7 separate regions of the Mus musculus genome follow, and regions 1, 2, 3, 4, 5 and 6 are each linked to region 7. A link is a loop called in an ENCODE intact Hi-C map of the cell type or tissue named here. Cell type or tissue: left cerebral cortex. All regions are shown on one strand.

What was found. A loop is a pair of places that touch in the nucleus more often than their neighbours do. Peaks named below come from ENCODE experiments on the same cell type or tissue, not always from the same donor. Only the 100,000 strongest peaks of a DNase experiment are listed, where the experiment ranks them.
Region 1: a loop joins it to region 7, with 2.3 times the contacts of the local background. A loop is called at or near these places in 2 of 42 quality-filtered maps.
Region 2: it touches region 7 in a loop (2.1-fold over the local background); 2 of 42 quality-filtered maps call a loop at or near these places.
Region 3: it touches region 7 in a loop (2.4-fold over the local background); 2 of 42 quality-filtered maps call a loop at or near these places.
Region 4: a loop joins it to region 7, with 3 times the contacts of the local background. A loop is called at or near these places in 2 of 42 quality-filtered maps.
Region 5: it touches region 7 in a loop (2.1-fold over the local background); 3 of 42 quality-filtered maps call a loop at or near these places.
Region 6: a loop joins it to region 7, with 5 times the contacts of the local background. A loop is called at or near these places in 10 of 42 quality-filtered maps.

Annotation. Positions count from the first base shown.
Region 1 is chr4:66,169,212-66,173,211 of GRCm38, reverse strand. All of the region lies in intron 3 of Astn2 (astrotactin 2), which reads left to right. Among named protein-coding and RNA genes, the nearest start is that of Astn2, 230 kb to the left of the region's middle. In left cerebral cortex, no CTCF peak of the experiment used is centred here; DNase peaks (open chromatin) are centred at 1,157 and 2,174; H3K27ac peaks cover 771 bases.
Region 2 is chr4:66,031,821-66,035,820 of GRCm38, reverse strand. The region is part of intron 5 of Astn2 (astrotactin 2); the gene reads left to right. Among named protein-coding and RNA genes, the nearest start is that of Astn2, 370 kb to the left of the region's middle. In left cerebral cortex, a CTCF peak has its summit at 1,808; no DNase peak of the experiment used is centred here.
Region 3 is chr4:65,974,085-65,978,084 of GRCm38, reverse strand. All of the region lies in intron 6 of Astn2 (astrotactin 2), which reads left to right. Among named protein-coding and RNA genes, the nearest start is that of Gm31533, 350 kb to the right of the region's middle. In left cerebral cortex, no CTCF peak of the experiment used is centred here; DNase peaks (open chromatin) are centred at 961 and 1,622; H3K27ac peaks cover 1,893 bases.
Region 4 is chr4:66,023,207-66,027,206 of GRCm38, reverse strand. All of the region lies in intron 5 of Astn2 (astrotactin 2), which reads left to right. Among named protein-coding and RNA genes, the nearest start is that of Astn2, 380 kb to the left of the region's middle. In left cerebral cortex, no CTCF peak of the experiment used is centred here; a DNase peak (open chromatin) is centred at 1,638.
Region 5 is chr4:66,220,782-66,224,781 of GRCm38, reverse strand. The region is part of intron 2 of Astn2 (astrotactin 2); the gene reads left to right. Among named protein-coding and RNA genes, the nearest start is that of Astn2, 180 kb to the left of the region's middle. In left cerebral cortex, no CTCF peak of the experiment used is centred here; DNase peaks (open chromatin) are centred at 835 and 1,671.
Region 6 is chr4:65,653,027-65,657,026 of GRCm38, reverse strand. All of the region lies in intron 13 of Astn2 (astrotactin 2), which reads left to right. Among named protein-coding and RNA genes, the nearest start is that of Gm31533, 27 kb to the right of the region's middle. In left cerebral cortex, a CTCF peak has its summit at 2,120 (motif pointing left); a DNase peak (open chromatin) is centred at 2,106.
Region 7 is chr4:66,398,821-66,402,820 of GRCm38, reverse strand. The region is part of intron 1 of Astn2 (astrotactin 2); the gene reads left to right. Among named protein-coding and RNA genes, the nearest start is that of Astn2, 3.7 kb to the left of the region's middle. In left cerebral cortex, a CTCF peak has its summit at 1,564; DNase peaks (open chromatin) are centred at 247, 850, 1,321, 1,530 and 1 more place; H3K4me3 peaks cover 1,608 bases; H3K27ac peaks cover 590 bases.

The sequences.
Region 1 (4,000 bases), 230 kb after region 7:
AAGTAGCCAGCAAACAACGTTGTTCTGAAAATAACGATGTTATTTCTAAATATTTCCCAATTTCTAAAAGAAAGAGCCATTGCGTGGATATGGCGTGGATGTATACACTACTGCTGTCTTAAGGAGCTCTGATGAATCTGGATCTCCTAGCCCCCGTGAGAAACCCCTGGCTATCTTGAGAAATATTTTGTCATGAAAATTACTAGGTACTGTGACAGGCACACCTTCATACCAGGCTTCATCACCACGTACAAGATAATATGAAGCTGTGTGACTTTGGTCAGATCTGATCAATGACATCGGGATTTCTTCAAACACCCAGCAAGGCTTGCTTTGAGGAATCAGGTACCTGCAGCTGCCTTCACTAAACCAGGCACCTGTAGCTGTAGCACACCCTCGAAGCATCAGCTCCTGTCCTGAACAGTTAAGAATCCATTTGGTCCAAGCAGGGCTGGTGTGCCCTGCGTCTAAAAAAATTTTTTTTTGTTTATAAAAGGCACAGCTTATCAAATAGATAAATCAGGTACTGATACATTATTTTCTTAAACAGTTCTTTATTTTACAAAAGCATTTACCTCATTTACCGTAGGTCTCCTTTCAATATATAACTGTCTACTAGTACATGGAAAAAGACTAGGGCACTTAACTGACTTTTATCTTTCCTGGAAGTTTAGAGACTGTAGCTTTAAAGACAGCAAAGACATAATGCATGGCTTTCTGAGACCAGCCAGTAGTAGGATTTTTAAAAAGTGCTTGGGACAGGGAAGGTACAGGCATGAATGCCGTTCTCAGTAGTCCTCAGAGAGTGCCTTGTTCTAGGCCAAGTTGACTGACTCTCTTTTAGTCTTCATTTATGTCTTTCTTTTTTTCTTTTTTCTTTCCCTTTTTTGTCGATGATACTGGTTTAACAAGAATACAGACTGTCCACGCTTTGATCTTGGGATGCCTTGCATTTGAAGAATCTGGTTCAGTTCTATCCCTTTTTTAAGTCGGACTTTTTCTATCTCTATGATGAGCAACTTGGACCTCTCCAGGTCTAAACCTGCAGTTTCCAGTTTCCTTCTCTTTTGCTAGTATACATGTGGCAGGGACCAGAAGTTCAACACCATGTGACTGGTGGGCATGGCTAATGGGGTACATATGGAAAGAGATGTTCTTAGGAACCTCCCACGCCTCCCCCCCATACACACACTGAAAGAAGAGATTTAGTTTTATGTAAACTCTATCTACTGAGGTCCCTCCAGAGAAATGATGCAATGGGGAGGAAAGGCATTCTAACTAGCAATCAGAGCCTTCTAATCAGTGCCATAATCCAGTCCCCAGTCCATGTCAACAGCTTCCTGGCTCCATGGCTGTTCTGCAAGTGTCCCACAAGGAGGTCAGCAGAGAGAGATATCACTTCCTCCTCATTTCCCTGGTGAATGAAGCCTTCAGAGACCAGATGCAGCCACTTCATTATAATTACGTTAAGTGCCGCCTGATTGGCGCTGTTCATCACCCTGGGGAAGAAGCCTGGCCCAGTGGACAGACAGGCTGCCTGCTTTGGCTCAGTGCGGCTCCAGCTGTGTCCTTGGCAGTGAAGGACGTGGTTTTCCTTGAAGACCACAGCTCCTCATCAGGGAAAATAGAACAATGCCTGGGGTGGGAGTAGAGTACTGTAGTGATCCGTGTTCTCAGGTTCTTCTAGAGAGAAGAGGCTGCCATGCACTTTACCTGCTCTTAGACAAGGTAAGATGCTCAACCTAAAAGGGAAAGCATACCTGTATTAGCTTGGCTTCTACCTGACATCTCCAGTCTTCCTGTACATCATGGAGGAGAAACAATTGCTGCATTGTGCTCTCCCATGGCCAGAAAAGGAAGTCTCCATTTGTAGGAGAGTCAGAGGCTTACAGAGAGCCCTCTTCCAACAACTGTACTTCTACCACCCCAATTCTTCTTGCATAGTATGTGGTACAAGGTTGTGGGGTTTTTACAAGTGAAAGAGTAAGACTGATAAATCTGGAAAGACGTCATGAGATGGGCTTCAACAAGGGAATGTGAAGCTGCAGAAAATTCAAGCATGAAGGTGAAGGGGTGGAGCCAAGATACCACTGCAAAATGGTGAGCAGGAGCAGGACTCTGATGCAAGTCTGCCCACACCCGCCAACTCTTGAAATCTACTGATATTTCGTACCTATGAGGGAAAATTAGAAAATGTCTGTGTCTCTCACTGTCCTCATTTCTAAATAGGGAAATGGAAAAAAATCACATGCATTTCCAGGCTGTTGTAAGGCGAAATGAGTTAATGTGTGTCACTAGGCTTTGAGGAGTGCTTATTGCAAAAGAAAGTTTCAATTACTGTTCCTTTTTTTAGTGTGTGAGTCCTCTGCAAATAGATCAGGCACTCTGTTTCTTCATTTAGCTCTCACAAATAGTCAGCAACTCATTCATTCATTCACATACTTCACAAATAGTCATTAGGGCTCAGAGAAAAGGTGATGATGGCTGGCATAGCTCTGTCCTTGGAGACGTTATCCTCTTATGGGTGACATCAGACTGGAACCTTGAGATCTGTACCAGTATGTATGTCAGGCACTTACTGATTTCATTAATCCAGGAAAACCCCTTGATGTGTGATTTTGGTGATGACAGGAAGTGCTTGACCTGGGTTTTGACTGTTGAAGAAGGTCTTTCTGAAAGAGAAAGATTTAAGATGCAGCTAGAGGATATACGGTACCAAAATAAATCAGGGGAATTGGCTCCAACTGAGGATCAGTTTATTTCATGGTCAGATAGGAGAGTGTGCCTAGAATTCCTAAAATGAGTTTGGGTCAGAGTGTTCTGTAGAATATGAGGGGAACTGAGGCATGGCAGGCTGAGCCTGCTTTGTAGACGTGACATAGCTGGTATAGACCTGCCTGAGATGAAAGCTATTCTTGCAATCCTCTAGGAAGGGTGTCATGGTAGGCAAGCCCTCTGCATTTACCGGAAGGAGAGGACAGCAATAGCAAGAGGGTGTTGGTGAAATTAGTGACTTAGAGAAGAAGGCAGGCTGGCAGAGCCCAGCTAAATTTGGACCTATCTCTTCTAATTCCCTGGGGGTTACAGGGCGAAGCTGGAGTAATTTCAAAATAACCCAGTTCATGCTCCAGGGTTTAATATCTCTCGTGTCTCCTGGGTCATCGTGGCACAAGGAAGCCCTGCTCTGATCAGTGGTATATAAAGTGTTTTCAGTTTTTCATTATTCTGTGAGTATCACTGTGTGTGTGTGTGTGTGTGTGGTTCCTTCTATCCCTTCCCCTAAATCATGCTGAGTTCCTACTGAGAGAAATACACAGGACTTGGGTGAAATCTTATTTATTCTTTGGAAAGCATGCAGTACAAAATCATTTCTCTCTCTCTCTCTGCATAAATATGCATGAAGCTGGCCTAGTCTTCTCTCCCCGGGAAGCATGGGAAAGAGGGGATAGAACCCCATGTGGCTAGTGTCACAGCCCTGCCCAGGGCTCCTGGCACCCCATTAATCAGGGGGGAAACAGCAGCCTCATGAACTGTGAAATTAGCAGGCCCCCAACAGCCCTGGAGCCCAGTGGAGCAGGGACTCCATTTCACAGCTGGAAGGTACCAGCATGGAGGGAGTAGGAAGGGAACCAAGCCCAGCAGGTCCAGAGCAGCAGTGCTCCCCTCACAAGTAAGTCTTGATAAGAAGCTACGTCTTGTTTAAGGTATGAGCTAGGGAAAAAGATGCACAAGCGAAGGAGCACAGTGACTGGTAATGATCTTTATAACCAGTACCACGCATGTGCCTGCCATCCAGCCATTCTTCTCTGCATCCAGGCACCATCTGCAGAGACCCTGGCTTTATGCTGTGCACTCCTTGTGGATTTCTTTATTCATCTATCACGTTCGCATAATCACAAGAGCCCATTTCACAGAGCATCATAAATAGGACCTCAGGGTGATGCACTGTTTTGAGAAGTGAAGGAACTCTGTCTGACCCCAGAGTCTCCATCCTGTATTT
Region 2 (4,000 bases), 370 kb after region 7:
TAGGTCCTGGAAGTTGAAAATACATTGGCTGGGCTTTCTGCTCTGGGCTTTACAAGGCTATGGTTGCTATTGGAGGCTAAGACTCCTTTGAGGTACAGGGACCTCTTTCAAGCTCATGTCGTTGTTGGCAGAATGCATTTCCATATATCTATAGATGCAGTGTGCCTGCTTTCCTGCTAGTTGATTTCAGGGACCACTGTAAATCTCAAGGCTACTCACAAGGCTTTGGCACCTGACCTTCATAGACAACTCAAAATCTAATTCTACAAGCTCATCAGAAAAATATTCATATTGATTTCCATCCTTAATGTCCTAATCTCTTTTCAAGGCTCACCTAAATTGGCCAGACCTATCAATGACAAATTCCTTTTTGATGAATTCAGAGTCCACCGAGATAAGAATATTGTCTTGTCCTAGATATGTCTGCATTTCTGTCATATAATGTAACCTAATCATGGAATACCATATTTACAGTCACCATCCATATTAAAGAGAACGTCATAGATTCTATGGAGGGATGGAAATGTTAGAGGTTATTTCAGAACTTTGCCCTCTACTGGAATTTAAACAATGGCATAAGTGAAAGACACATCTTTAGGAGATGAAATAAACAGAAGTAGAAGAAACTAGAGTATACCTTGCCATGATAGGCTCAAGATTGAATTAAAGCAAGTATGTTCTTTGTATACCACAGCTCAGGGAAACTTGCCATGAGAACACGTTAGTAGTGCAGGACATATAGATATTGAGGGCATATGTTACAGCACAGCCACTCAGTGAAACATACTTTTCTGTAGATTGAAAAAGGTCTTTCATTTCATTCATGGCGAGCCAAATTGATAGCCATCTACTTCGTCTAATTAGAGAGAACTTAAGACAACTCCGGGTCATCTCTGGCTTGGGCTGTAAAACACTTAAAGCCTTGGACAGGATGCTTTGTCTCTATCTATTCAACAGATTATGCTGCTTGGCTTGAATAAATTTCATCTGAGGCCTCTCGGATCTCTGGGACCTTTTTCACTTGTTATTTAGTATGCACTGCAATACTAGGAACAGCATGACTTTCTGGACTGTCAGGGTCAATAAGACATGGCTCCAGACAGTAAGATGTTCCTTCTTTGGTTTCCACCCACATTAAATCCACCTTCAAGGCATCTGTGCAGCTATGTGTTTCAGAATTAGTCATGATGCTTTGCTTACTGCTTTTACCTTTTACCCAAGGGTGACGACCCTTGTAAATAATGCAATGACCCTCCTTAAGGAAACAGAACACATAGAGACAACCAAGCAACTCCTAGGCCAGTAAACTCATTCCACATCTTCTCTCTCCATATTTGTATGTGTCCTCGTTACCAATACTATGGCTGCAAATAGACATCCTCATTGTTCTCTGTTATAACACCATATATAATATGCATTTGACATGAAGCTCTAAACCTGAATGTAGAATCTCTAATACTGAAAAATTAACGTGAGCCTGAGTATCCAAAGAGAGGGGAATGGTTGAGTAAATGATGATGCATCAGTTTGTAAGAATACTGTTCAGCCAGATAATTGCAAAGTAGAGCAGAATTTATAAACCACAATGATTGCTTTTGAGGACAAACAGAACAATTCATTTAAAAAGAAATATGTGGGTGAATCACAATATGTTGTGCACGGTTGTATTTATTTATCCTTCTGTTATTTATATACTGCCTACTTCCAAAAGGGACTTGAGGTGGGTGGATTTGCTGAAAGTAACCCAGGCCAGGCTAAAGCATTGAATTCATGGTCTTTAGAGCTAAACACCCCTAGTGGTGAGTCCTGGAAGTGTGGATGTGGGCAAACAATGGTGGCTTTTCTTGTCACAGTTTGTTCTAACAGTAGTTTCCAGGTTGAAATGAAATCATCTCAGTCAATCCCTTAATACAGTTCCTGGAAAGATGTAAATGATAAACAAATCGTGACTTCAGAATGGACCCCTTCACTTCAAGAGTGAGAAGCTTGTCTCGGCAGCGAGGTCCTACCACCTCAGAAGTCTGTTATATCTTTAATTGATTTAAAAATTTAAAAAGTGTTGTTTGTACAAGTTTTATTATGCATTGAAATCCCTGCATGCCTGGTGTTGACATCCCCAGAGGCAAGAGCATATTTCATCTTCACCTAATAGGAAAAACAGAGGGGGCAGGGAGAAGAATCAAAAGTAAATTTCAACATCTTAGTTGGATGGGCCCTATCCCATGAGATTAATCTTATATTCATTCTTTCAGTGAAACATGAGTTTAATAAAAGGTCAGTTTTCTCCTTTATCATGGTTCCCAATACCACAGAGAAAGTAAAAATGTAAAAATGCTAGAATTTTTTAAACCTATTAATTTTGAAACTTTAATCCAAAATGTAACAGACCAAAGCAGAAACAGTAATTTTCTCTTGGATTCTCTTCCTTCCTTCCTTCCTTCCTTCCTTCCTTCCTTCCTTCCTTCCTTCCTTCCTTCCTTCCTTCCTTCCCCTTTCTCTCTCTCTCTCTCTCTCTCTCTCTCTCTCTCTCTCTCTCTCTCTCTCTCTTTCTTTCTTTCTCTGATCTTTCTCTAGTTGGGGCTGTAGCTGGAACTCATTGCCTTAAGGTACTACACTGAAAATGAGGCAGACTGGTAGCCTCTGCTCCTGAGGTCTTGTTAAGGTATAGAGCTCAAACTAGTGAAGAACATCACAGCCATCTAATTCTGAAGCCACAGTGGAGCTAACCATGATTCTGTAATGTTTTTGGTGGGTCTCCAACTCTGTTTCTGATTACAAGGTAACTTTCCCTTTGAAAGAAAAGTCAAGGTAATCTAATAGGAGCCACATGCTTATAACAAAAGAGGCCTAGAGGTAAGGTTTTTGGATATATAGGGTGTGTCAATCAAGAGTGTTTCTCCAAAGAAGAATAATTTTATAGCAGATGTTTAAAGAAATCATAGGAAACTTTAAACAGAGAAGACAGATTGTTCCAGGCTAGTGAGGTGACTAGCTTTTAAGCAGGGTACTAGCTTTAAGACTAAGGTAATTTCAGTTTATGAGATTCTCAGCCAAAATGAACCCACAAATAGAGAGAAGTAAAACAGTTTCATTTGGTTTCGTTCTTTGATGGGGAAGGCAGTTGTTTAGAGAGTGGACTGTAGTAAAAGGCCAGAAGCTTTCACACATGCAAAGACAGAAGATGAGAACCTGAGATAGAGGATATCTGAACTGAGCTGTGAAACACAAGATTGCTTCATAAAGGAAAAGACAGAATAAGGAGTCTCTAGAACGAGTGAGATGGAGATACAGTGAGGTAGAGGAGAAGGTCTGGCACACTGTATATTCTTCTTTTTTTATTTTATTAGATATTTTTATTTTATTTTATTTTATTTTATTTTATTTTATTTTATTAGATATTAGATACATTTCAAATGCTATCCAGAAAGTTCCCTATACCCTCCTTCCTCCCTGCTCCCCTACCCACCCACTCCTACTTCTTGGCCCTGGCGTTCCCCTGTACTGGGGCATATAAAGTTTGCAAGACCAAGGGGCCTCTCTTCCCAATGATGGCTGACTAGGCCATCATCTGCTACATATGCAGCTAGAGACACGAGCTCTGGGGTGCTTAAGAGAAATCATTTTGATTCAAAGGAAGGAAGAGCATGGGGATCACATCTTGACCGCTTCATTGACTATAAAGTATACGAAACGAGGGCTTGAACACTGGTCTGACTCGCTGTGGTGACAAGAGACCAGCCAAGTGATCATTTCAGATCTGTGTGGCAGAAAGGTCACACTTCCTGTGCTTGAAAGCTGTATCACCAGAATAATAGTAGAATTCGGAAAAATAGATAGGAGACTGTACCAACAATCTGGGTGGAAATGGACACCATCTTACCTAAGGCAAATGCCATGGAGGTGGTGCAAGAACAGTCTTTGTTGTCAGAAGCCACACCCAGGTACCTGCTTCATATGGTCCAGTCTGATAGCCATAGCAACAGCCTCTTTAACATCCCTG
Region 3 (4,000 bases), 420 kb after region 7:
GATCACTGTTACTTTATTCTTTCAGATTACTTATTACACGTGCTTTCCCCCTTCTTTCCTCGTTCCTCTCCTTCTCTTTCTCCTAGTTTCCCTCTGTCCATCACATGTTTGCATAGCACCATCTCTGTGACACATACTCGGGATGAAGCCGTGAATAAAGCCAAACTCTGGTATCTCCCAGTTTAGTGGCAATAAAAACATTAAATACAGTGTGTAAGTCCTATCACGGTGTGTCTGACTGAATGCTGTGAAGAAGCACATGAAGAATAGCTGAAAACACTAAGCTATGTATGATTGATGTTGCTGAGGAAGGTGCTCATTGGTGTTATCCAATCTATGTATTATACCACTGTAGCTTGCCTAGTGGACTATGGCTGATGGCATGCTTCACAGTAAGGAGAAAGGACATATCTCTAAATTTGTGTAGACCTTGTGTGGAAATGTCTTTATAATTGTAATAACAATAGCACTAGTAATAAGAATGCATTCTTCCCTGTGCTAAATGCTTTGCAAAGCTTTGCTTCATTTATTTATGTTACCTTATAAAGTATGTCCACATATTATAAAGTAAAGTCTATGTGAACCTACACAAGTCATATGATAATAAGGATGTCATTTAAATCCTTTTTCATCATACATGCAGAAAGAATAGTTTCACATTAACATGTATAAACATAGCAAGTTCAAGTATATTATGTAACCCAAGAAGAGGTGGGATCTAATCTCAATGCTGCCTCCTTCCTTTGAGACCTTGAGTATACTAGAACACCATCCCTGGCTTCAGGAAGCATCACTCAGTGATTAAAATAAGGTCAATCACGGTCAACTCTGTACCTCCACGCATACTTCATGACTCTGGGAAAATGCCTACTTTCCAAACTGCAGTATCTTCATTGTAAATCATGGGAAAAATCCAAGAATCCACTATGTGTTAGTCATTTTGAAAGTAAGAGAAACACTAGACTTTAAAACTTGCAGGATGTTATAATATGTAAAATAAGCTAGGCACAGAAAGACAAACAACACATCTTCCCACTCATATAGAAGCTAAAAATATATGATCTCACAGAAGGGTAGAGTGCTGGGTACTGGAGTTTGGAGATGGAAGGGGGCAGGAGGATCAGAAATGATTGTTCATTGCATATGAATGTGTCATTAGAGAGGAGAAATTTGTTCTAGTTCCCTATAACATACTGTAGTAACATGGTTAGCAATAATTTCTTCCATTTTTCAGAGTGATTAAAAGAAAAGATATTGGCCATTTTTAAATCAAAAGAAATGATAAATGTTTGGTGAGGGATCGGAAGTAATAACTTCCCTGAATTAATCGACATATAGTAATTACATGTGTAAAGGTTTTTACATTGTACCCCATACACATATACATTTCTGGGTCAACTTAAAAATATTCATTTATGCTATGAGGTGTAAGACCTTAGTATCATGTTAGTCTTCCTAGTCTTGTCTCTTCAAGATGGTTCAAATCAATCCGTGTAGCCATACAGTCCCTGGTGTAGATGCTGAGAGCAGAGGCAGCTGAACAAACTTCCCACAGCCCACAAGTTGCCATTTGAAGAAAGCTTAGAAGGATCACGGCCAAGTTTCTCTGGGGACTGCAAGCTCCCAAGGCTGTCTGGATGAAAAAGAAAGTTGTGGGAAGTGACTGTGGTGGGGAAGATATATCCCCATCTCTAGCTCTCAGCTCCAGATGCCAAGGGACTTTCAGCATCCTCAGTGCCAGTGAGAGTATGTGAGGAGGAAGCATGCAATGTTTTCCAAAGGGAGATTATGAGATGAGAAGAATAATTACAACCCGTGCATCCCCCACCCAGCTCTCAATACCCAGTAAAGCCTTGCTATTTTGCTTTCTTCCTCAGCTGGCCCCTTTGGGTTATCTAAAGCAAATATATCTTCAGCTGTTCAGTCTTAGGATTCCCTAAAGCCGTTGGTAACTCCTGGAATCTTTGCTAATGCCCTGGGCATCTGATCATCAGACTTGCCTCTTGGTCATTGGCTACCCATGATGCTCCTGGCTATGTCTTTCCTTTATTATAACTCTGCTTCACATTTGAACTTTTCCAGTAAATTCATACTTTCAGATGTGAATCTGACATTTGCTGAGCTCAGGATAAGAAATCAAATTCTGGGAAAAGTTCAAATGTAACAAGCATTAAAGTTGGATGAGCTGGTAAAGAGGACATGGGCTACAGAGACCAACCCATCCACAGGATTCAAATCTATACTCTCACACTTACTAAATATGTGTCTTGAAAGAGTCTTGATACTTCTAGTCACAAGACAATTTAAAATACTCACATTGTCTTTAAAATTAAAACCATGAATTCCTCCCTTACAGGGGAGTGATGAATATAAATTAGGGAAATGCATAAAAATTGTCAAAAATGCTTGTTCAGTAAGTGCTAATCTACCCTCAATGACATCATGTTTTCGGTGGGCATTGGGAAAGGCGTATTTAAAGACCGTAACAACTGACTAACCTGAAACCAGTGGGACCCAAAAGAAGATTCTGCAAGGTTGCCAGGGAAGAGTGAGTTATTTACCCTGAGACAGAAAGAGGGCCTTACACCATAAACTGAAATAGGATGGATAGGGATTTAGGGACAAGGCCTGTATTTCTTTTAGTAATGAGATGAGAGAGGTAAGACAAGATAAATGGTCTTCCAGCTAAAGGGGGCAACATGAAGGAAGGTGTGGTAAGTCCAGGTTAAAAAAATAATGGATGGAAGCTGGGGCTCCGTCTGAGTGTAAATGCGAGTTCAGGAGAGAGCCAGACTGAAAGGGAAGCCCCATATTTATAGTTCTGGAGCTCAAATCTAAGGCCTTTTTCATGTTAGTTGTGTGTTTGACCACTTGAGGTAACACACAGGCCCAGTATTCAACTTCCAGCCTAAAAATGGCTATGTTGGAACAACTGAACTTATTATTATTTTTTTAATGAATGATGTGGAGGGAGAGAAAAAAAAATGTGAGAGCAACACAAAAGGAGTGTGTGAAGGAGTATGTGCATGCATGAAAATGTTATAGTGAAACCCAGTACAATGTATGTTTTATGTATGATAAAATACTCGTTAAAGGGAAGAACTAGCAGCTGGTGACATAGTGGAGAAGGTGACTGGCAATTTGCCACGAGGACCTGAGTTAGGATTCCTAACATTCACCTAGAAAAGTCAGGCATGCTTCCTTGCATTTGTAACCTGAATTGAGGAAGGAGCAGAAGCAGAAAGATTTCTGGAGCTGGCTGGCCAGCAAGTCTAGAAAAACCAATGACCTATGGCATCAGTGAGAGACTCTCTCAGAAAAATAAAGTAAAATATGTTAGAAGGTAATACCTGACACTAGCCGCTGGCTGGCACACACGTCCATGAAATCCTGAAAGAAAACAAATACTATACAAATACTATACATACATATACATTACACTGAGAGAGACAGAGAGAGACAGAGAGAGACAGACAGACAGAGAGAGAGAGAGAGAGAGAGAGAGAGAGAGAGAGAGAGAGAGAGAGAGAGGAGATGAGGAGATGGTTCTGTAGTAAACATCAGTGACTCATCTTCCCAGGACGAAAGTTCAATTTCCAATACCCACATGATGGCTTCCAACTATCTAGGTCTAGGGGATCAGACACCCTCTTTTGGCTTTCATTGACACCAGGCATAAATTCAGGCAAATATTTACTCATATGACACACACACACACACACACACACACACACACACACTTATGTGTGTAATTCAGAATTCACGCTCTAGAGTTTGAATCAATACATATCTAGATTCAAAGGCCAGCGGTAGGATTTCTCAACTTGTTGATGAAACCAATGATACTTATACTCTTAGCTCATTTCTTAATCTTGTAGGACTGTGAGAATTAAATGAGACAGCAGGACAGGGGTCAGTACAGTGTTCTGCAAGCAGGAAGCATTGACAGTGTTACCTTTTATTAGCCATTATCACCACTCCCTTATTCTAAGTTGACTTC
Region 4 (4,000 bases), 380 kb after region 7:
ATCTGTAATTGAAAGATGATGGTTTAGGCAGAAGATGTTTGTTTTCATACTCCTCGTCCTGAGATGCACAGGTCCTCAAACCAGCTGAGACTTGAGAAGTCTGGATCAGATGTGGATGTAGAGGTCTCCAGAAGAGCCTGCAAACTGAACAAAGACAAATTCAAATGTATGTGCTACTCTAAAGTGTCTTCATTCTTGAAAAGAGTAGAATTATTTTCCTATCATTCATTCAGTAAACGGTTTTGGTGAGACCCTGCTGGTGCAGCAGTGAGACTTGCGAAAGAGAACGAGGTGTTGGTGAACACCTGCTTGGAAGTCCCTAAATCCAAAGCTCAGCACTGATGCTGCCAGCACCACCCCAACACTTCTCTTCCCTTCATCTCAAGCTCCTAATTTGTTAAGTAGGAATGCTGATGTTGTAAAATGGAGTTCTTGTGCCAAATACACATAAAGGTTTCTTTAATCTTTTTGTAAAATTTATTTTATTGGTTTAATTGATTTGTATGAGTAACTGTTGATGTATCTGCCATATATGTGTGGATGCCTGCTGAGGTCAGCAGAGAGCATCATGGCCCTAGTAACTGGAGTTAGAAGTGATTATAGGTCACTCTATAGTGCTGCTGGGAACTATGATCACCTTCTCTGGAACAGCAACAAGTGCACTTACAAACAATCTCTGCAGGCCCAAATCTAACCTTTGAAATCACATATGAAAGAAAAGGATCTGAAATTCAGAGAGATTTAACCCCTTAGGATACAACTGGAGGATTAGAACTTTTACCCAGGTGTATTTGACCCCAAGTTCAGTGCTTTAGTCTTCTCTACCATACTGTCTCATATTTGGATGTAGACATTCGATTTAGGGCTTATCCTAAATCCAGGATGATCTCAGCTTCTAATAGTGAACTTACATTCATCCACAAAACCCCACTTTCCAAATACATTCATCATGCACAGTATTCCATAGAGACATCTTTGAAGGACTTACTTCATTCCATGGTAAGCAGATAGCAGAGATAAAGTTCAAAGAAAATTAGACAGCAGCTAGATACCAGGAACTGAATATTTTTGTTAAAGCACCAAGTACCTTATACCTTTCATCCTGTGCATTATTTTTTTTAAATTGTTTTATTTATTACCTTCTAGTTTTTAATTGAGGTGATACAAGGTCATCCTTTCCCTCTAGGAATTTCTCCAATTGTAATATCAGAAATAATCTGTAGTTTCCTTTAATAGCTTTCCAACATAGATTTTCTAGAGCCCCAAGACTCAGGCCAAGACTCTTCCCTCTATTCCATCCTCACAAAGCAGTCTGAGTGGAAGCTAGAGTACAGCGGCTTGGAGGAAACCTCAACTCTCCCAGAGGCCCCTGCTGGACCATGATAACAGCTCTCTTACACCAGTATTAATCTTTAATTGCTATTTGATTTGATTTAACATGATCTTCTGCTTGTAAAACACCTTGAAATGTTTCAGCGTTGTGAGCGTGTCCTGGAAACGCCACTTTATTGTATTAACAAGTCTCGGCCTGAACATAAAGGGAGATAATTAGAAACAGCAAAGTCCCCTGACATGCTCAGGGCAGCCAAAAAGCTCTCGGGAAAACAATCCTTTCAGCTGCTTTCATGTTTCCAAAAGCGAAAGCTGTTGGAGAGGCCCCAGTGGGTAGGAAGCTTATTAGGGTGACTTGGCATGCTATTTATAGCTCTCAGCTGGCTCGCCTTTTGTCCAGCTCATGTAGCCCTGTGGATTCCCAGATCTCTAGTAAGTTTGTTCTACAACTGCTAGGACCCCAACCTAGGAGCACACTGTATTGCCAGCAATTGATCTGTGAGAGCTTTTGGCATACTTGGGGCGTTTTCTCACAAAGACAAGCATGTTGTATACACAAGGGGGTAAAGTTCCCAGGCTAGCCTATAAAAGTTGATATGTCTTACAGTGGATCAAAAGCACTGCAATATCATTCTTAGATATCCGGATGCTCAGATGAGACCCAAGTGGATTTGTAGCCTAACAAAGACTACTTAAAGGGTGACTAAGCTACAAACCAGTTTTTCCTAAGTATAGCCTCAGCTAATGCTTTATGATGTGATATATTTGAATTAGAGTTATACTTGACATAGCAAGTGCATAATGAAAATCTACATAAGTTAATTTGGTTGTGCTTTAAAGCTGTTCCATGAAGCTTGAACTTCATCGGAAAGAGTGCAGCAGGGTTGGTTGGCTTTTGAGGCAACCAGACATCCTTGAGAACCTCCACCGTGGTGTGCCTGGTGCAGAGCAATAGTAAAAGTGATGGTTCAGAGACAGGTTACCGTTCTCTGCATCCATTGTCTTCCTGATTAACTGATAAAGACATGACTCCAGATGAAGTTTCTGGCTTTATGTAGAGTCCTAATTAATGTGTAATGTGTAAAAAAAATAATATTACTGCCTTTATTTGGTTTATTTTTAAAAAATGAAAGAATGTATTTCACATATGACTAGAGTCATAAGCCCAGATTCCAATAGGTATTGAGCTTTACATTGTGTTTTTAATTGTGGATGGGGGTATATTTATGTGATGAATGTTTGTGCATACGTGAGCATGTGTGCGTGTCTGAAGTATGTCTGCCTGTGCATGAACATGCCAAATATTGATGTCCAATACCTTCCTCTCTCCCTCTCCATGTTACTTAAGGAATCACAGACTCTCAATGCACCTGAAGACCTCCAACTGGTTTGTGTGCTGCAGCATCGCACTATAGTTTTAAGAAGTTGATTCTGGGAATCCAAACACAGTTCTTTTGCTTGTGAAACAAGGAACCCACTGAGCGATCTCCTCAGTCCCAACTTTGAGGTTTTTTTGCTTTATTTTTTTCCCCAATTTTATACATATATAATACATTCTCTTAACTCTCATCCCACCCTTTTCTCCCATTCCTTCTTACAAGCCCACTTCACAATTCACGTCTTTTCCTTTCTATTCTTACTCACTGGCTTTAACCAGAGTCTAAGTGTGTCCACGAGTTTGGAGCTATCAGTTGGAGTCTGATGTGCTTACCTTTCAATGCTGATTGGAGATAATGAATATCCCTCTCTTAGGATGTATTGATACTGAATAGTCTAACATGGAGAGGTAGGGTGTAACCACTCTCTCACTGACTCAAGAAAAACTGCTGATAGACCCAGTCCTATACAGACCCAGTGTGGGCCACAGTGGTGGCTGTGAGACCATGTTTGCAATGACAGTGTTAGGCTCGAAGGGTAGTATTTTGCAGTTCTTCTCCAGGTCTCCTGACTCATATATTCTTTCTGAGCCTCTTCGTAATGTTCTCTGAGCCTGGCCTTGGAGAGTGTACTGTGACTATCCTAGTTAGGTGATCATTCAATCCCTCATTTATTCTTACACTTTGAATCTATCTGATTTTTAGACCTTGCCATGATTCTCCATTTATAGGAACAAAAGTTAATAATTTGTGGATAAGAGAAATTTTGCGTTGAAATCATTCTTCTCAACCCTATCTCATCATCCTTATTTAATAGATTATAGGTAGGGTTTAAAGTATTTTTACCAAACTCTACAGAAGCTTCTGAGGCAGAGAGCAATTCAAAGTGTTATAAACCCAATGGAATGAAGGTGTTGAAAGAGAACTCCCTTTTAAGTGATGCGTACAGTTTAAATGATACAGTCTAGAAGTGGTTTCTAGTCTGAGGGGAAAAAGATGATCAAATGACATCTAGAGCATAGGAGTGGACATCTTGGTTGATCTAAAGCATGGCATTGGGTATAGGTGTGGCAATAGATAAGCACACATTATGGGAAATCCTGCAGGAACTGCTTCCCACTGATGCAATGCTTCTCACTGGGTTGTGCATGCCAAACGAACTGGGTCTTCACCCAGGCTCCACCTTCTATGATCATGATGCTCTCAGACAAACAGTGCTGTTTTTCCCTACATTCCTTGCCTTTCTCACTAGGAAAATAAATTGTGCTATAAAGAGGATTAATAAAAACCAT
Region 5 (4,000 bases), 180 kb after region 7:
GTAGATGATATTTTCCATTAGTAGGCAACCAGCTCCTGGGTTGATAGTCTCCTGGGCAATCACATCCTTTGGTATGCTTCTCTGATATTACTGCCTGGTCTAGAACATCATCAATCTGGCAAAATTAGTGCTGTTACATTGTCATTATTCTCCTGGCTTCGAGAAATACTTCTTTGTGCTTTATCCTTGCATTCCAACAAGAATAGCCTTCCTAAAGCACAGTCTTACCATGGTGATATCCTTCTAATGTAACTCAGAGGCCAGAGGCTACCCAGCACTGGAAGGTACACAATGTGGCATCATCAAAGCAACTGCTTTAGGTGAATTGAATCATTTACCCATGAATGCATTCAGCCTTTATTCAGCATTGTCCATGTGTCAAATGCTGTTAATAATTTTCATGTATATAGCATGAATGGACCAAATATTTATCCTGTGTGGTTACTATTTTTTTCATGGAGAATATAGATGTTACAATGTAGATTGTCAAATTTATAGCAGCTGTCATAAGGACAAATAAAATATAGTCATGAATACAGAATGGAAGGTAGGGTTTTATGTTTTAAGAGATGGCTGCAGGACATAGTTCAGACAAAGCAGCACTTATTTGGAATCACACAAAGTAGCATGGGGACAAGGAAGCCATTATAGTATCTGGGGGAGTGGAGTTTCAGCAGAGAATGGAAGACTAGGTTGATTTTTCAGCAGTCACTGCCTTCAGATTGAACTTTGTGGTTCTAAGTGAAGTTTTTTCTTCTAAGTGAAGATTCAAAGATGCTGAGACTTGGAGAAGCATTCATTTTCCCTCCCACTTGATTAGTCTTGACTCACCTTCATCTCTGGCTACTCTCTGTTGGTTCCATTCCCACAGAGTCACTTATAGACTCTTCCCACTCACTCATCGCTCCATTTAGGGGAATCATTATTTCTGTCATTTCCACTCATACTCATTTCATCTCCAGTCCAAATTTCAGAGTTATCCCTTTATCTAAGAGGCCTTTGGTGACCTTCCTTTGCTTTCTTCCATTTTGTCTGCTTGTTCACAGGTTTAATTGTAGCTGTGCCATTCGTGAGACTATGAGATTATGAAGTCATTTGAGTCAGTGTTTGGTACATGACCAGTACTCTGTGAGTGTTTATGGAATAAATGCATTTACAAAGAACTGATTTGACTTGACAGCAGGACCAGATAATGACTAAGGCATCTTTTCAAAAGCCATTAATAAATTAATAGATCAGTGGAAATACTTGTTAAGTGTTAACCAATGAAAATGTCCGATCCATGTGAAAATATTGAAAACTTGACTGAATAAAATCACTCTTTACACATGCAAGGTACATTATACCAATCTGTCTCTCTTTGCTCATTTGATCTTTACAAGAGGAGAGACATCAAAAAGCCAAGAAAACTGTGTCAAAGAAGACCAGTGAGTTTGAAAACTATGGCATCCACACTCAAACCTCCTAGTCCATTGCTGGCTCTGCCTATCTGAGTGCCTGTATCGCTAAAAGCTAAGCATATGGATATATATATGTATGTCTGTGCGTGCTTCTGTGTATATGCAGGCAGGTCCATGTGGTGAATTAGGCAAGAAGTTCACAGGAAGCCTTCTGTTGCCACCTGGACTCAAATGTCCCTGCGGGGGCAGTGTGTAATATAACTCAGACATCCGCTTCCAAAAAGCAGGGTTGGAAATGAGTGTGGGTGGTTAGTTAGTTGATTTCTAAAGAAAGGGAGCGAGCAGAGTGAGGAGGTGGTGATGCTTGCTGGGGAAAATATCACCTTGAGGGCCCTTGAAGCTAAAGTCTCAACAGGCTGAGGCACAACAGGAAAGAACACAGTCATTCAACTGCAGCTCTAGGACCTGGGTTCCAGCTTTAGCTCTGCTGTTTTCCTGCACTATTACGAAAGTCAGCACCCTCTGCCTTCTGGGTTTCAATCTAAAATCTTGCAAAGGAAATGAAGCAATGGAGTGAGGGATGGAAGAGGGTAGATCTGTGGTTTGTCGGTTTGTAAGTCACGGTCCCTGGGATTCTTCGGGGTCTGCTGCTATGTTTTGTGGCCAAAGGTTGTAATGGTAAAGGGAAATGAAATGCCTGCTGTTTTGCCCTCAATCTTTGGGAAACTATTTCTTTACATGTTTTGTGTGTGTGTGTGTGTGTGTGTGTGTGTGTGTGTGTGTGTGTGTGTGTGTGTGTGTGTATGTGTGTGTTTGGAGTGTGGTTGGAGCTGGTGAGTAAAATTTCACCTGGATGAAGTTTTTCTATCACTTCAAGTTTGAACACTTCTGGGCAAAATTATCTTAATGGTTCCCAGTTTGTGAAAGGACAATCAGTGAGAATAATGCTTTCCAATTTTAGGCACCCGATTGACAGAGGATGGAGAACAGGTTGCAGGTGGCAGAGCTAAGACAGACAGAAAGGACAGAAAGACACCATCAACCTGGAATCCTGGAACTTGGGGATTTAGGTCTGTGAAAACAGACTTCCTGGGGATCCCCCCCCTTTTATAACTTTATGCTTTATTGGTTTGTTTCTCTTTTCTTCTCTATGCTGAGCAGTTCAGGAAGAGCCTGTTAGGATTTGAGGAGCTCTGAGCTATCTCAGCAAAGCTATATATGCTCCTTCTCTTAACAAACATGGAGTGTAGAAGAAAGACAGGAGAGCAGATATTTTCAACAGCCATTGAAAGATTGGTTGGGAACACCCTTTGTTCTTTTTTTTTCTGTCTAAGCTCCGCCCCACAGTTACCTGGCAACAGTTAGGTATGCTTGATTCACTAAAAAAGGGGCTGCTTGCCCCCTCCTCACTTTCTTGCTCTTTTGCTTTCTATTCCTGTCTCTCTCCCCTTTATCTTCCCCCTTCTCTCGCCATGTGCTTATGGCTAGCCTCTACTCCTCTACCCCTCTACCCCTCTACCCCTCTACCCCTCTACCCCTCTACCCCTCTACCCCTCTACCCCTCTACCCCCCCCCTCTCTCTCTCTCTCTCTCTCTCTCCCTCTCTCTCTCCCCCTGCCTTTCTCTGTTTCTCCTACCCCCTTAACTCCCCTCCCTATGCCCTGAATAAACTCTATTCTATACTATACCATCCTGTGCCTGGTCCCACAGGATAAGGGATGCCTCAGCATGGGCCAGCAAAGACACCCCATTCCCTTATACCTGACTACACCTACATAGAATATATTCCCCCCTCTCTTTATCTTTTTATAAAAACATAATTTCAGAAGCAAAGGCAACACAAGAATGTCTGTAGCTCAGTTGTGGCCTTATGCAGATGGGTAAACAGTCTATCAGAAGCAGGCTGAACAGCCCATCTTACTCTGATGAATCCTGTAGTGTACTATACAAAGCAGAACAAAGGATCTACTGACCTTGATCTCTAATGCAAATCTGGTTATCTTGTCTTCATTCAACTGTCTGAGGTTGGTACTTCTATCTCTATGGGGTTTGGTTAAAGAGGTCTGAAGGATTATAAAATCTGCAGAAAATACAGACTCTAGTACTGCTTTTAGAAAAACATACTCAAAGTATATGTTCTTATGAATATTTAATAGCATCTGATTGGACTACAAAGCCAGTCGCCACTGAACAAACATCCTTGCTTTGTAACGACCCTCTGGCTACCCAGTCTCTGGATTAACCTTGCTCTGTGTCATCACTTCAGAAGCTCTCCATGATTCAAACCAGGAAATGTTAGAGTCCATTGCCATCCCAACTTCTCATCATAAGAGCAAAATGGACACTTGTAGTTTGTACAGTATTCACAATGTTATCTGGTGTTTAGCAAGGACTGGGCACCTCTCTCTGGAGAAACCTGCATCCATATCTTGGGTGTGTATGTATTTTCCTTTTACTAAATGCAACCTTTTTTCCTCTCTCCCTTAATATCTTTGCTTAAATTTACATTAAACCCATTTCTTAGTAAGTTCTAGTTCTATTACATAGTGGTGGATTCCAGAATTCTTTTCTATAGTCAGGAATCCCAGGCTTTCTTTTTG
Region 6 (4,000 bases), 750 kb after region 7:
TTATGGCCTGGGAACATGAACTCAGTGTACCCCAAATATCATATTCCAACATGGAGATGATCTCATGAATTTTTATAGGAAAAAAAAGAACATCACAAATAAAGGCATTTATTCAAAATTCATTTATTGGTGGAAATACCATGAAGGCAGGCTACAGAAACAGGCAGGAAATCTCCACTATCGATGTCAAATGCTGTTTGATGACATTCATAGCTTGTGGATTGATGTAAGCTAATGGTTATTTAAGACAATGTATTATAGAAGGGTTGACCTGATAACAAAACATTAGGTAAGAGACAAATGGGCAATGAATGCTCTTGAAATGAAGAAATATAGCCCAAGACAATTGACCTCTGTATTTTAACATCCAAACTCTCCACAATCATGAAGTTTGAAATAGCTAATCAGACTAGAAAGTATTTTGAGTCATCTTGTTGAAAGGCTAGACTCAAACCTTTAACAACTCTCTGATGAGGAAACATTCTGGACAGTGAACCATCAGAGAAGTATCTATCAAAAGTCAGGGGCTGTGTGCGTACTGCCATCTTTTGTTTTCTTCACGTTATCAAGAAACACTCATCAAGCATCTATACTTGACTTACCCGTACTCAGTTTCACAGTTTGGCCCTCAGAGCCCCTCTGGGCATTGTTTGAGGACACGCTGAGCCTGCAGCACAGTGAGAAATAGAGGTTTTCCATGGGTAGATCTATGGCTGAAAACTTGTAAAACCTTTCTTGGAAGAACTGTGTGTGACAGATGTAATCTGAGTCACTTTCCTAAAAGCAGTGGCCTGTTGGGTGGTCTGAGTGGTAAACAGAAGTGGCCCAGGTGCAGAGAAAAGGCAAAACCTCCCAGAGAGGAGACACATTCCAGCTGGAGGATGTATAATGGGAGCCTGTCCCATGAGAGGACAGCAAGTACAACCTGGTGATGATGGTCCTGAATGGGCAGCAGGAGTCAGAAGGGGTTGGATTGTATGGGATCTTCTAGACTGTAATACACTCTACACTGCATTTCTACACTCTACACTGTATTTCTGTAATACACTCTGCACTGTATTTCTCTACACTGCAGTACAGCATCCTTACTCTCTCTTGGTTTTCCCCAATGGAGAAACATCCAGTACTCCCCTTATGCTGTAGCCCTTGATACTCAAAACATGACTTGGATTCATGCAGATTTGCAGAGAACGGTACCCACTCAATGTCAGTATTCTAGGATATGCTTAAAATTTTTGTTGAAAACTTTATATGCCCAGTACAGGGGAACACCAGGGCCAAGAAGTGGGAGTGGGCGGGTAGGGGAGCAGGATGGGTAGGGTAGGGTATGGGGGACTTTCAGGATAGCATTTGAAATGTAAATGAAGAAAATACCTGATAAAAATTGGGGAAAAAACTAAATAAAAAAAATTTTTTTGCTGAGTTGTTTCTGTATAATTCAGTTGAGACTTGACTTCCACACGGATGTATTTTGAAGACATTGGTCTAAACAGTGACCCTGTTGCTAAACTATCAAACCCAAATACACATGCAGGATATCATGTTCCATAGTGGCTATGCTCATGAGTGCTTCCTGTTCTCATCTCTAAAAGTGTTTCTGGCTTAGTCAATGATCAAGAGAACAGACTCCATCCTGGCTGTATTCCCTGAATGTGAGTACTCATTTGAACATAAATTTGCTTAGGGCAGGCACCAAACTACAAACCAGAGGGGTTAGCGTGATCTGTGGCTACTGTCACTTCCCAACTAGAGAACCTGTTTCCTCAACAATAAAATCAGATGAATTCTGTCTCTCTGTCTCTGTCTCTCTGTGTCTGTCTGTCTGTCTGTCTGTCTGTCTCTCTGTCTCTCTCTCTCTCTCACACACACACACACACACACACACATACACAGTGTCGGGGGATGAGAGGAAGAGAGAGGATTGTAAGAGGTAAAGAGCAGAATTGCATATGCCACCTCTGGGTCCCTTCCTCAGCCTTGGACTTTCAGGCTCTCTCAGTTTCCATCTTAGGGCTCTCTCTTCCCAGCAGAACTTTCCCAAGGCTATTTTCCCACATCTGTATTTTGCCTTGTCCTCGAGCACACTGATGTGAAGGCCCTGGGCGCCCTCTGCTGGCTGAGGCCATGCAGGCCTGTAGCCATTGCCCAGGCAGTCAGGAATGGATTTATTGCCAGAAAAGACTGGCTGTCCTGTTATTCTTCACTTCATCCTTATGTGTGTGCCTCACTCTTAGCTTTCTATGCTACCTGACTCCTTCTTCTCCTTCTCATGAGCTTCATCATGTTTCTTTCTGGAACTCAGAGGGAAGTATTTGTGGAAGAAGAGGCACCTTAAGCCATGTTTCCTGCCACTTGACTTTGCCCACGTCCATCTTTCTGTTGTCCATTGATATCAGATATCAGCAGACTGACTTGGAGCACAGGGGTTGGAGGTGGGAATGAGGGGTACCAGTCTGTATGTATTCCCTCTTCTGATGTTTAAAAAACATGTACAGAAGTTGATGGATATAGAGGAAACCACCCACCCTAAAGAAGGGAATATCCCTCCAAAGTCTAACTCCCATGTGTGCTCAGACTGTAAATCACTGAAGGACACTTGGCACCTATTGCTTAAGTAGAAGAATGCAGTTGTGCCCCCTCAGAGTAAGAACTGCTCAGCTCTCAATGAGAACAGAGCCTCTGTAAGCACTCAGGTTGTAAGATGCCACAGGTCCTTTTCTGAGTCCTGCTTGGAGTCTGGGAATCTCAAACATTGACACTTTTATAACTCTGAGGACCTCAGTCTGTCCATCCCAGGGAAAGACTTTCAGCCCTTAACTTACTGAGATAAGAAGTATGGAGTCCATGACCTCATTACCTAGGACCTCACACCTACAATGTTATGGCCTCGAGTTGTTAAAGTTCTTTTAAATTAAAGTTTTCATCTCTACCCTGGGGAGTTTAATAGCACCTACTTCATACAGTGCGGTAAAGTGCTTACCAGGGTGCCCAACAGACAGTACGTGCTAAAGGAAGTCATTTCTACTCTTCCTCTATAGCAAGATGGAAAACTTTTACAATCCTTGTATTACAGATGAGAAAATTGAAGTTTAGTAGCTTTGTCTCTGATTACTCTGGTAGGATATCATGTGGGGAGACCTGGAGCCCAGTATTCAGCGCCATTAAAATTAGTTTCTGCTACCTATAATTCAAGTACTCATGAGTCACATGATAAAGGGTTTCTTACAATCCAACCAGAATGCCTTACAAGGAGCTCACTGGTTGTACTTTGTGGCCATTATTTCTCTCTCTTACCCGGTTGGGAAGATCTGGGGGACAAGGGACAAAGTTGGTCATTCTGTCTGTAGGACTCAACTCGGAGCTATGTGACCAGCTTAGGACCTGCTTCCATTTTACTGCCCATTTGAAGAAAGATCTGTAGTCTCAGCAACCACGTCACTGCTGTTATCTTGAGTGTAGGATTTCCATTTCCTGGAAAGCTGATTACTCCATACCCTGTGCTGTTTGTGGCTCCCAGATTAGCAAATCATGTGACTCTACAGATGGACATCAGATACACAAAAAATACTCTTCTTTAGGTTCTATTCTCATCAACCTGGACTCTCATTGTTGTTTCTGTTTTTTTTTATACACAATACCAGCTCAAGAGCCATGGTAAATATTAAATATCAAGATATATGGAAAGTATTTTGATAGTGCCCAGCAAACTAAGAATGCAATGAATAAGACAGATGCTGAAGTAATGGTGATGCTGGAGATGTTGAAGGTGCACATAACATCACCTTTTCTGGAACCAGCCCTAGAGAACTTTTTCACTAAGTGAACAGATTGGTGACAGACTTCAAACGTCTCTAGGGAATGGTATGAGCATATGCGGTAAAGACAAGAACGTGACCCAGTAGGCAGTTTCTCGGCTGCTTCTGAGCTGCCTGGTGTCCAGGCTTTAAATGGCTTAGTTTAACATCAGGTATTTTTGTATTTGTCTCTGATTTTCACTTCA
Region 7 (4,000 bases):
CGGGAGAGGCGCCAAGGGCTCGCGTGGAGACGCTTCTGCAGGATCCTTGTTTTGGGAGGGATCTGAATCTTGTTCTAGTGTCGCGAAGTGGCGGGCTTTAGTGGTTGGCATACTTAGGAGCCAACCTGGAAGCTCCGTATTAACTCTTTGCTCTCCGGAAAAGACTTTCAGATTAATGGACTAGACTTCACTCTTCTGGGAGCCCTGATGGTTTTTGTATTTGCTAATGCCTCCCTCCTTTCCCTTTCCTTTACGCATTTGAGCCAGCAGCCAACCTAACCACTAGGTTTGGAGGCACCATGCTTTTCTGACTGGTTGTTACATGAGTATGTGGAGCTTTCTAGTGGAGGCAAAGCAGGAAAACTACTGGTGGGTTCCCGGGAGACTTCCGGTGGCAGTATGGCTCAATCTCAATCAATCTCTCTCTCTCTCTCTCTCTCTCTCTCTCTCTCTCTCTCTCTCTCTCTCTCTCATGCAAAGGACACATAGACTCATGTACACAGACTCACAGTAGTGTTTTTTTATGTGCACCCATGCAGCTCACGTCTGAGGAAGTCGGTACAGAGGGTCTAGGTGGAGTTCTTGGGAGCACCAAGCTCCCTCAGGCTTGAGTTTGTGTATGTATGTTCTCTCCCAATATACAAAAGTGATCTCCACCTATTTCAATCATGCCCCTTTCCGTCCATTCTGACATATCTCCCCTTCAAGATTTTTGAATATTCATCCAAGTGAGGGAGAAAGAGTGCAGGCCTATGAGTAGTGTCTCCACTGTCAGTCAGAACTCCAGAGCTTTCCAGTTCATCAAATATGTGAGGATCAGGGCCAGCTAGATATAGAGGTGCCCGCAAATTTCTGGAGCTAGCAGTTCGTGCCATTTTAAACTTTGGCTTTCAAGAGGATGACTACCTCAGTAAAAGTCAACAGAATCCTGAGCTGGAAGTTTTGAGCTCCTCGGACAGAATAAGATTGAGAGTCCCTGATACTCTCTCCATTTGGAGCCTTGTGCTAATGCGCAGCCGGGAGCTGGGTGATTGGAGAACTTCTGCCCCCTAGAATGGCCTGATACTTACCTCTTTGGCTGCACTAAGCTTTTTTTGTACCCACCCAGGGATCTGGGTTCCCACCCCCACCCCTCTTCCCACCCCAGAGTCCTGCATTGGCAGCTCAAGAGCTCCCGACAGGGATTTGGCTAGCGAGGTACTCAGCAGATGGCAGGGTATAGCAGGAGCTGTGTAGGGAGACGTGGGCTTTTTATTTGTGTTGGTCTTAGACTGTTTGCATGTAAACATGGAGTGCACAATGAGCTCGGAGAGGGCCAGGCTGGCTGGCAATGAGGGCTGGTGGCAGCACAAGGAGGGGGTGGGCAGTGTGAGTTATTTATGCTCACCTCTTCCCCAAGCTTGTAAGGCAGCGCCATTGCACCTCTGAACCTTTACGCCTGCTGTCTAGCATTTGCTTCTGGACCCTTAGGTTAGATTTTCACCGCAACTTTGTTTTTTTTTTAGGGAGGGGTAACAGCTGTGTGCACAAAATCGGGGCTCAAATCCTGCCACTAGTGGGGAGTGTGGAGCCACCACTAGGGGAGGATGCTGCCTGGCAAAACCTTCCCTGCCATGTCTTGGGTCCTGGGCTCAGAGTTGCTGATTGTATTAATGGCTGCAAAAAATACAAACACCTAGTTAGGGACCCTTAGTATAATTCTCTGCACACATTGTCTAGCATCCTTAGTCACTAAAGTCATCTTTTCTTATTTCATTCTGTTTTTTTTTTAATTAGTCTTATTAGCTTTGCTATTGGTAATTCTTGAGGGATTGAACTCATTTTCTTTAGATCCCTTCCTTTTTGTATCTACATTCTCCCATTAAATCAGACCTGCTTTCTGTAGAAGGGAGTTCATTTTAAATGTTTAAGATCTCCCAACTTTCAATGTCTGGACCTCTTATTTTGAATCTGATTATGTCAATGGCATTGACAAAGTAAAATGTCCCTAAAAGTGATCAAAGAATAGCAAGTAGTTATTGAATCTTTAATGTCATGCTGGGAGTATTATTCTTACCATGCATTATTAATTCACACAAAATAATATGGGAAACGAACTACTGCTATCCCATTTGGTAGATGAGGACACGTTCTTAAAGACTCCAGTAGAAAGTGGAACTATAAGTGTAGGATTGGAACTGAGATCTTAATCTCTTGGATGCTTATATTCTTGGCAATTGTCAAGTTGGCATTCTGAACAAAGTGTGCTATTTATACTGGACAAGGTATTGGATAGAGAAAAATTCTAGTCATCAACAAGAAGAAAAAACATCTTTGTAGGGATCACCACTGTGTCAGTGAGCTGAATAGGAGGGTTTGAAAGTGATACATGAAGTAAATAATAAAGTCCTAGGATTCTGGGATGTCAGCAGCATACTGCTCCATGGTTCCTATGAGTGCGGAGATGACGTGACATCAGGGAAGAAAGTCATATCTATAGATTCTAGGAAATTTGTGGACACTTTGCATAGCAGAAAAAAATGAGCTTATGTGCATTGAAGATTATAGAAGAAAATTTGAAGGAACTTTGAATGCTAAAATGTAACATGGGAACTTAGTGCTAGGATCTAGTAATCTCTTCTATGGCTCACAGTGACCTTGAATAGGTCATTTACTCCTCCAGAAACTCAGGTCTCTGTGCTTTAATATGAGTGGGTAGATGAGCCCTAAAATAATTCTTTAGTGTAAAGTGTCTATGAAGTTGAAGTGCTCTGACCTACTCTGCCACTTTGACTCACTCCTTGTGCTTCTCACTTCTGTTTTCCATTGTTGGTAACATTGGAATGTTGGTAAGGATAGAAGGGCTTCTGAGGTGAACCTGTGTGTCACACAGTCCTTGTCCGCTGCCAGGTAACCCTGCAGTCTGCACCTGGATTTAACTTTCATGCCCACAAATAGGGAGATGTAATCCTTTCTTCTGTCCGTGATAGTCAAGAGGCCACAGTGTTTACAGCCTCCCCTGATTTAGTCAAAGAAGAACAAAAAGTGCTAAATCTGAGTAAACATCATTTCTGTGTAATCTGCTCTAGTGTGTAAACCTGACGGGACAACATTGCTGTGAATAGCCAGTAGGGATGTGAAGAAAGACAGTCCTTGAGCCCATCTTTAAATGCACCTGGAAATATCTGGCAAAATTCTGATGCTAGATCCCTGAAAGGATATTCCTTGCAAGAAACTGACCAGCTTAGGTGGAAGAGAAATATATGATATAAAATGCTAAGGTGATCAGTCCAATGGTCACTCCAGTGACAGTTTCTGGAAGTCTTCAAAGAAATTGATACTCAAAGGTGGGTTAAAGGACTAGGCACCTAACCGAGGGTGGCTGCAAGCAGAGAATTTAATCAGAGAATGGTTCACAGAGGGCTGAAGAAGTTTCCTTCAAATGTCACCAGTGCACAATGAGGAATCTGTGCTTTTGTGGAGAGTCTCGTTTTAAAAATGTTCGAAAAGGCAAGGATAGAAAAGTAGGGACAGGCTGGGGGAGCTGTCCAGCAGCTCAGGTGCTGACCCCAAGGTTATAATACAAACATGCTGGAAGATGGTGAGGTCACTGCTCACAGAGCGCAGTTTTTGTCCAAACATTAGAAAGGGAACATATGACCATAGAGACTTTGTGACTGTTTTCCCCTTCCGGTTTGATTCTAAAGATCCATACCCATCATTTGGAAGGAGGAACAGTGGTTACAAGAGAGCTATGTCTCTGGATGAGAATCCTGACTCCAGAATATTTTCTAATATCATTTCTGTTGTTCAGTTGTGAGAGATTCTGATATGAAAAGGGGGAGACTATCTCAAAATAATGTTGTGCTTCAAGCAATGTTTTTACTCTATCAGCCATTAAGTGATATATTTAAATAACAGTCAAATTTCAGTGTCCATCCTGCTGTAAATTGTAAATTGGGGATAATTGTAAACAGGATTTTGTTTTGTTTTGTTATGTTTTAAGTTGCAGTGGATCAGG